Regions from separate parts of the Homo sapiens genome. Here region 2 is linked to region 1. A link is an interaction called in ENCODE POLR2A ChIA-PET data of the cell type or tissue named here. Cell type or tissue: OCI-LY7. All regions are shown on one strand. Each heading gives the region's core, and the rest is flanking DNA. Links, peaks and the distances in the headings are about the cores only. Region 1 overlaps NEMF (nuclear export mediator factor). Region 2 has its middle 5.6 kb from the start of SOS2.

Region 1 (4,397 bases), core at 122-4,121:
TATGGATTGTTTCCATTTCTTGGCTATTATAAATAATGCTGCTATCAATATCTGCAAACAAGTTTTGTGTAGACACATACCTTTGCTCATCTTGGGTATATACCTAAGAGAGGAATTGCTGGGTCAATTATGTTTAACATTTTTTGGAACTGCCAAACCACTTCCCACAGCAGCTGTATCATTGTCCATTCCTACCAGCAGTATTCTATGTTCTCCACCATCATCACCAACACGTGTTATTGTTTTCTCCAGCATCATCACCAGCACATGTTAGTGGGTATAAAGTGGTATCTTGTGATTTTTTTTTTTTTTTTTTTTTGAGACGGAGTCTCTCTCTTTTCACCCCGGCTGGAGTGCAGTGGCGTGATCTCGGCTCACTGCAACCTCCACCACCTGGGAAGTGATTCTCCTGCCTCAGCCTCCTGAGTAGCTGGGATTACAGGCATGCACCACTACGCCCGGCTAATTTTTATATATATATATTTTTTTACTAGGGATGGGGTTTCACTATACTGGCCAGGCTGGTCTCAAACTCCTGACCTCAAGTGATTTACCTGCCTCTGCCTCCCAAAGTGCTGGGATTACATGCATGAGCCACAGCGCCTGACTGGTATCTTGTGATTTTGATTTAAATTTTCCTAATAACTGATGATACTGAGAATCGTTTCATGTGATTGTTGGCCATTCACGTATCTTTGCAGAAATATCCATTCAAATCTCTTGCTCATTTTTCAGCTGGGTTACTTCCCTTTCTATTGTTGAAACTTAGGAATTCTTTGGACACTAGACTCATCAGATATATGATTTGCAAATATTTTCTCTTATTCTGTGGGTTGTCTTTTTACTTTCTTGATAATGTTCCTTGGATTAAGGTTTTATTTATTTATTTTATTTTTTGAGACAGAATTTCGCTCATTGCCCAGGCTGGAGTGCAATGATGCCATCTCAGCTCACTGCAACCTTCGCCTCCAGGGTCCAAGCGATTCTCCTGACTCAGCCTCCCAAGTAGCTTGGATTACAGGCACCCGCCATCATACCAGGCTAATTTTTCATATTTTTTAGTTGATACAGGGTTTCACCATGTTGGCCAGGCTGGTCTCGAACTCTTGACCTCAGGTGATCCACCTGCCTCGGCCTCCCAAAGTGTTGGGATTACAGGCATGAGCCACCGTGCCGGGCTGAATTAAGGTTTTTAATTTTATGTCTAACTTACCTGTTTTTTGTTTGATTACTTATGATTTTGGTATCATATCTAAGAAATTACTGCATGATACAAGATCATAAAAATTTATGCCTTGTTTTCTTCTAGCAGCTTTATACTTCTGGCTTTTAAGTTTAGGTCTTGGATGCATTTTAAGTTAATTTTTATAAATGGTGTGATTAAGAGGTCTAACCTCAATCTTTTGCATGTGGATATCTAGTAGTGCCATACTACCGTTAAAAAGTTAAGCCACTGACTGGCAGAAAATACTTGCAAAAGACATAGCAGATAAAAGATTGTTATCTAAAATATAAAAAAACTCTTAGAACTCAACAGTAAAAACACAAACAGCCCAATTAACAAATGGGCCAAAGACTTTTAACAGATACTGCATCGAAGATATACATATGAATATCTAATAAGCATATGAAAAGATGCTCTGCATCATATGTCACCAAGGAAATGCAAATTACAACAACATTGAAATACACTATGCATCAATGATAATGGCCAAAATCCAAAACACTGACAACACTAAATTCTGGTGGCAGTGGAACAACAGGAACTCCCATTGCTGGTGGTGATGTAAAAGGGTACAGCCACTTTAGAATAGACAGTCTGGTGGTTTCTTACAAAACTAAAAATACTCTTACCATGTGATTCAACAATATTGATGTTTGGTATTTACCAAAATGAACTGAAAACTTATATCTGTACAAAAACCTGCACAGATGTTTATAGTAGCTTTATTCATATTGCCAAAACATGGGGGCAACCAAATTCAGTAGATTAATGGATAAACTGTGGTTCATCCAGACAACTGAATATTATTCAGGGATAAAAAGAAATGAGCTATCAAGCCATGAAGAGACATGGAGGAAAGGTAAAAGCATACTACTAAGTGAAGAAGCCAGCCTTTAAAGATCAGTGGTTGTCGGGGGTTGGGGGAAGGGAGGGATGAACAGGCAGGGCACAGAGGACTTTTTTAGCACAACCAAACTAAATCTGTATGATAATACAATGGCAGATACATGTTTTACACATTTGTCCAAACTCAAAGACTATATACATCAAGAGTGAACCCTGGCTGGGCTTGGTGACTCATGCCTGTAATCCCAGCACTTTGGGAGGCTGAGGTGGGCAGAACACTTGTCAGGAGTTCGAGACCAGCCTGGCCAACATAGTAAAACCCTGTTTCTTCTAAAAATACAAAAACTAGCTGGGTGTGGTGGCACGTGCCTGTTAATTCCAGCTACTCTGGAGGCTGAGGCAGGAGAATCGCTTGAACCTGGGAGGCAGACGTTGCAGTAAGCTGAGATTACGCAACTGCACTCCAGGCTGGGCAACAGAGCGAGACTCTGTCTCAAAAAAAGAGAGTGAACTCTAATGCAAACTATGGACTCTGGGCCATAATGATGTGTCAATGTAGGTTCATTAGTTGTAACAAATGTACCGTTCTGGTGGGGGATATCGATAATAGGGGAGGCTACGCATGCATGCAGCAGGGGGTATGAGGGAAATCACTATACATTCTGCTCAATTTTGTTGTGAACCTAAAACTGGTCGAAAAAAATGTCTATTTAAAAAAAGAGGCCGGGTGCGGTGGCTCGTGCCTGTAATCCCAGCACTTTGGGAGGCTGAGGCGGGCGGATCACAAGGTCAAGAGATCAAGACCATCCTGGCTAACACGGTGAAAACTCGTCTCTACTAAAAATACAAAAAATTAGCCGGGCGTGGTGGAGGGCGCCTGTAGTCCCAGCTACTCGGGAGGCTGAGGCAGGAGAATGGTGTGAACCCAGGAGGCAGAGCTTGCATGAGCCGAGATCACACCACTGCACTCCAGCCTGGGTGACAGTGCAAGACTCCATCTCAAAAAACCAAAAACAAAAAATTAAAAAAAGAAAAAAAGAAAGAGGAAATTCTATCCCCATTGGTCTTGGCACCCCTGCTGAAAATTAACTGACCATAAACTACAGGTTTATTTCTGGAATCTCGATTCTATCCCTTGATCTATTTGTCCATCCTCATGCCAGTACCAGTGTCCTGATTACTGTTACTCTGTAGAAAGCTTTAAAATCAGGAAACATGAGTCCTTCAAAATTTGCTCTTCATTTTCAATACTGCTTTCGCTAATCTGAGTCTCCTTGCATTACCACATGAATTTTAGAATCAGCTTCTCCATCTCTGAAAAAATAAAATAAAATAAAATGCAGGGCCAGGGGCAGTGGCTCATGCCTGTAATCCCAGTACTTTAGGAGGTCAAAGTGGATGGACTGCTCGAGCTCAGGAGCTCGACACTAGTCTGGACAACATGGCAAAACCTCATCTCTACAAAAAACACAAAAATAAGTTGGGCACAGTGGCAAATGTCTATGGTCCCAACTACTCAGGAGGTTGAGATGGGAGGATCGCTTCAGCCTGAAAGTTCAAGGCTGCAGTGAGCCAATCGCACCACTTTATTACAGCCTGGGTGACAGGAGACCCTGTTTCAAAACAAAACAAAAAAAGCAGCTGCAATTTTGAGAGGGATTACAGTGAATTCCTAGATTACTGGGGAGTACTGCTATCAGAACAATATTAAGACTTCCAATACATATACATGGGATGTCCAATTTAGGTCTTTAATTCCTTAAAATAATTTTATAGTTTGTTATCTATAAGCGTTGTAAGTCTTTTGGTAAATTGATTCCTAAGTATTTTATTCTTTTTAATGCTAATTATAAATTGAATTGTTTTATTAATTTCCTTTTCAGATTGTTCACTGGTAGTGTACAGAAATACAACTGATTTTTGTTTACTGATCTCATATCCTGGACATTGCTGAACTTGTTTATTAGCTCTGATAATTACTGGTAGATTCTTTAGGTTTTTTAAATGTGTGTGACCATATCAACTGTAAACATAGGTAGCTTTACTTTTGCCTAATTTGGATTTTTTTTTCTTTTTATTGCCTAATGACCTATATAGAACCACCAGTATAATGTTAAATAGAAATGGCAAGAACAGACATATTTGTCTTATTACTGATGGGAGGAGGAAGGTACCCAATCTTTCAGCATTAAGTATGATTGTTAGCTGTCGGTTTTTCATAAATGCTTGTTTACCAAGTTGAGGAATATCCCTTCTATTCCTAGTTTGCTGAGTGTTTTTATCACAAACAAATGTTGAATTTTGTCAAATGGTTTTTCTTCATAAG
Region 2 (4,397 bases), core at 316-4,315, 430 kb after region 1:
ATTCTCTTTTGGGGGTTATACTGTTATCATTTTTCACCTATTAGAATAGCACAGATGAAAAAGTTTGATTACACACTATGATGGTGAAGATATGAGGAAACAAGCATTCTAATATATTGTAAGTGTATTAGGACTATAAATTGTTTCAACTTCTGTCAAGGGGAACTAGATAATATCAAAGTTTCTCTTTGACCTAGCAAATTCTAGGAATATGTCCTGTAGATATACTTGCTCTTACATGAAGTCACTTAGAGACAAGGTTATTCATTGCAGTGTTGTTTATTATACCAGAAGTAAAGCAAAACAAAAAACGCCCTAGAAATAAACAGTTTAAATAATCATCAGTAGGAATAGGGGACTAGTTCAATAAATAATAGTAAATCCATACAGTGGAACCTATAAAGTTATTTTAAAATAACCAGGCCTCTGTGGAACATTATCTAAGATATGCTGCAAAATGAAAAGTGCAGGATGTATAGTACTGCAAGTATGGTTCCTCATATATATATATATATATATATATAAGGAATGCAGCATTTTATTATATAAGCATTTGACTCAAATAATTTCTCTGCATTTACCGTATTGGTCTGTTCGCATGCTGCCAATAAAGACATACCCAATACTGGGTAATTTATAAAGGAAAGAGGTTTAAACAACTCACAATTCCACAGGGCTGGGGAGGCCTCAGGAAACTTTACAATCATGGTGGAAGGGGAAGCAAACATGTCCTTCTTCACATAGCGGCAGCAAGGAGAAGTGCTGAGCAAAAGTGGGAAAAGGCCCTTATAAAACCATCAGATTTTGTGAGAACTCACTATCATGAGAACTGCAGCATGGGAGTAATCGCCCCCATGATTCAATCACATCCTACCGGGTCCCTCCCATGACACTTGGGGATTATAGGAACTACAATTCAAGATGAGATTTCGGTGGGGACACAGCCAAACCATATCAGCAAGGCTACAAAGATTTTTGTTGCCACAGGGATGAAAACTGGGTGGCTGGAGATGAAAGGGAGATTTTTCACCGTGTACCTTTTTGTGACTTTTGTTGTTGTTGAGATGGGGGTCTTGCTATGTTGCCCAGACTGGTCTAAAAACACCTGGGCTCAAGAGAGCCTCCCTCCTTGGCCTACCAAAGTAGTAAGATTATAGGTGTCAGCCAACTTTGTCTAGACCCCTTATTGTGACTTTTGAATTTGCAACCACATAAAAATGGCACTTATTCAAAACACTAATTAAGAGTTATTTTTAATGAAAAATTTCCAGTCTAACTATAAACTTTTGCTTCAAGTGTTAAAAAATAAAAAATTAGGCTGGGCGTGGTGGCTCATGCCTGTAATCCCAGCATTTGGGAGGCTGAGGCGGGCAGATCACCTGAGGTCAGGAGTTTGAGACCAGCCTGGCCAAAATGGTGAAACCCCGTCTCTACTAAAAATACAAAAATTAGCCAGGAATAGTGGTGGGTGCCTGTAATCCCAGCTACTCAGGAGGCTGAGGCAGGAGAATCACTTGAACCCGGGAGGTGGAGGAGGTTGCAGTGAGCCGAGATCGCGCCACTGCACTCCAGCCTGGGCAAAAAAGGGAGACCATCTCAAAAAAATAAAAATAAAACAAAAAAATGCAAGTATTAAACACACTGATACTATAAGAGGGAGGGCATATGTATACATAACAAAAAGCTTAATCACAAATTTGTACTGAAATATGCTAACTATCATGCTAATATATTTTTTTTTTTTTTCGGGACAGAGTCCCACTCTGTCACCCAGGCTGGAGTGCAGTGGTGCGATCTTGGCTCACTGCAACCTCTGCCTCCCAGGTTCAAGCAATTCTCCTGCCTCAGCCTCCCGAGTAGCTGGGATTACAGGCACACACCACCAAGACCGGCTAATTTTTTTGTATTTTTAGTAGAGACGGGGTTTAGTCATGTTGGCCAGGCTGGTCTCGAACTCCTGACCTCAGGTGATCCGCCTTCTTCAGCCTCCCAAAGTGCTGGGATTATAGGCGAGAGCCACTGCACCCAGCCAATAATTTGACAGATTGTAATTTTGCTTCCCTTTTTAAATTAATTTTTTTTAAGAGACAGGGTCTCGCTCTGTCACCCAGGCTGGAGTGCGGTAGCGTGATCATACTAGCTCCCTGCAGCCTTGAACTCCTAGGCTCAAGGGGTCCTCCTGCCTCAGCCTCCCAGGTAGCTAGGACTACAGGTATGCACCACCAAGCCCAGCTAATTTATTTTGTAATTTGTATTTTTTTTTTTTTTTAAGAGATGGGGGTCTTGTTCTGTTGCCCAGGCTGGTCTTGAACTCCTGGTCTTAAGCGATCCTCCTGCCTCGGCCTTCCAATGTACTGGGACTGCATGAACCACTGCATGAACCACTGCACCCGTTACAGGCATGAACCACTGCACCTGGCCTTTACCTTTTTTTTAATTTAGAAAGGATTTGGGGAAAATGTGAATGATCCAAGCCCAATTAAAATGTTAAAAGACAGTTAGAAATTTACCACTAATATTCTCCCACTTGAAAACATTTTCAAGAAGGACTTACTCAACATTTCTTCCATTTACTCTCTCATACTTCCTCAATTTATTTAAAGCTACAAGCGCTACCAGTCAATAGCAAAGCAAAGCAACGCCACAGGAAACAATAAATGTTGTTATCACTCACTTTCATGGGTTGCTGCCATAGCCAGCTCGGTCCTCTCACAGCCACCTGCCTGAAAGAAGTTGAAGCAGGCCCTCAGACAGGCCTTTGTCCTCTGACCCTTATGGGAGGCTCATGCCCAACCCCCTGTAAGAGACAGCATACCTAAAAGGTCTTCCCAAGAGGAACTATAATTTTGTATGAAACTCCAAAAGATCGATTTAAAAGTATGCCTCCCCACTCCCCACAAAAAAGGCATTGTATGTTTATATGTTACATACAACGTGCTATTGAGCAAAAAGAGTGTTTTCTGGTTCTCCAAGGTATGAAGATGCCACCGAGGTCATCCAAATATTGCCACCACCACCAGGTGGAAAGTCATCGTACGTGGGGGAAGTAGCTGTTCCAAACACCATCTCCTATAATCAAGGTGAAAGGGCAAAGCATTGCTGGGCGTGGTGGCTCACGCCTGTAATCCCAGCACTTTGGGAGGCCGAGGCGGTCGAATCACAAAGTCAGGAGATCGAGACAATCCTGGCCACGGTGAAACCCTGTCTCTACTGAAAACACAAAAAATTAGCCTGGCGTGGTGGCAGGTGCCTGTAGTCCCAGCTACTCGGGAGGCTGAGGCAGGAGAATGGTGTGAACCCCGGAGGCGGAGCTTGCAGTGAGCCAAGATCGTGGCACTGCACTCCAGTCTGGGGGAGCAAGACTCCGTCTCAAAAAAAAAAAAAAAAAAAAGCTATCTGAAAGGTTGAGATGGGGATCCCTTGAGCCCAAGAGTTCAAGGCTGCAGGGAGCTATGATTGCACCACTGCATTCCAGCCTGGGTAACAGTGAGACCCTGTCTAATAATAATAATAATAATACATTCGTTCAGAGAATACAGAATCATTGGAAAGCTAATGAAGTAGATTCTGGTTGAGCTTTCAGGAACAAGTCCCAAAGCCACATCACAGAACCAGGCCACTAAGAGAGTAATTTCAAAATAATTATGATCCACAGAGAACTGCCACACCATGAGTCTAGCCATTGCTGCTGCCACATAAAACTAGTGACTGAAAAAAAGCATCATTCAAATTTTTGTTATTTATGTTATCGCAATAGAATCCTTCAAATTCCTGACAGTTAATGAAGTTGAGCTGTCAACAACGAACGTATTCGTAATCTGTTCAGTATAGCTCCCAGTCTATCAGATACACTAGAGTGAGATATAGAAGGCAGAAGTGAGCCCAGGCACGGTGGCTCACGCCTGTAATCCCAGCACTTTGGGAGGCTGAGGTGGATGGATCACCTGAGGTTAGGAGTTCAAGACCAGCCTGGCCAACATGGCGAAACTCTGCCTACTAAAAGTACAAAAATTAGCCGGGCGTGGTGATGGGCGCCTGTAATCCCAGCGACTCAGGAGGCTGAGGCAGGAGAATAGCTTGAACCCAGGAGGTGGAGGTTGCAGTGAGCCGAGATCACACCACTGCAACCCAGCCTGGGTGACAAGAGCGAGACTCCCTCTCAAAAAAAAAAAAAAAAAAAAAAAAGAAGAAGGCAGAAGTGAGTTGGAAGCCGCAACTCTGATATTTCTGTTAGCAAGCACCATTCAGTCACTAGTTTTATGTGGCAGCAGCAATGGCTAGACTCATGGTGTGGCAGTTCTCTGTGGATCATAATTGTTTTGAAATTACTCTCTTAGTGGCCTGGTTCTGTGGTGTGGCTTTGGGACTTGTTCCTGAAAGCTCAACCAGAATCTACT

Evidence for each region. Peaks named below come from ENCODE experiments on the same cell type or tissue, not always from the same donor. Only the 100,000 strongest peaks of a DNase experiment are listed, where the experiment ranks them.
Region 2: POLR2A ChIA-PET joins it to region 1 with 5 read pairs; 3 of 35 experiments call an interaction of 5 or more read pairs at or near these places.

Annotation. Positions count from the first base shown.
Region 1 is chr14:49,807,295-49,811,691 of GRCh38, forward strand. The region is part of intron 18 of NEMF (nuclear export mediator factor); the gene reads right to left. Among named protein-coding and RNA genes, the nearest start is that of KLHDC2, 41 kb to the left of the region's middle. In OCI-LY7, for the core only: no CTCF peak of the experiment used is centred there; no DNase peak of the experiment used is centred there.
Region 2 is chr14:50,235,003-50,239,399 of GRCh38, forward strand. No RefSeq gene overlaps it. Among named protein-coding and RNA genes, the nearest start is that of SOS2, 5.6 kb to the left of the region's middle. RefSeq lists silencers at 2,556-2,756, 2,562-2,701. In OCI-LY7, for the core only: no CTCF peak of the experiment used is centred there; a DNase peak (open chromatin) is centred at 2,659.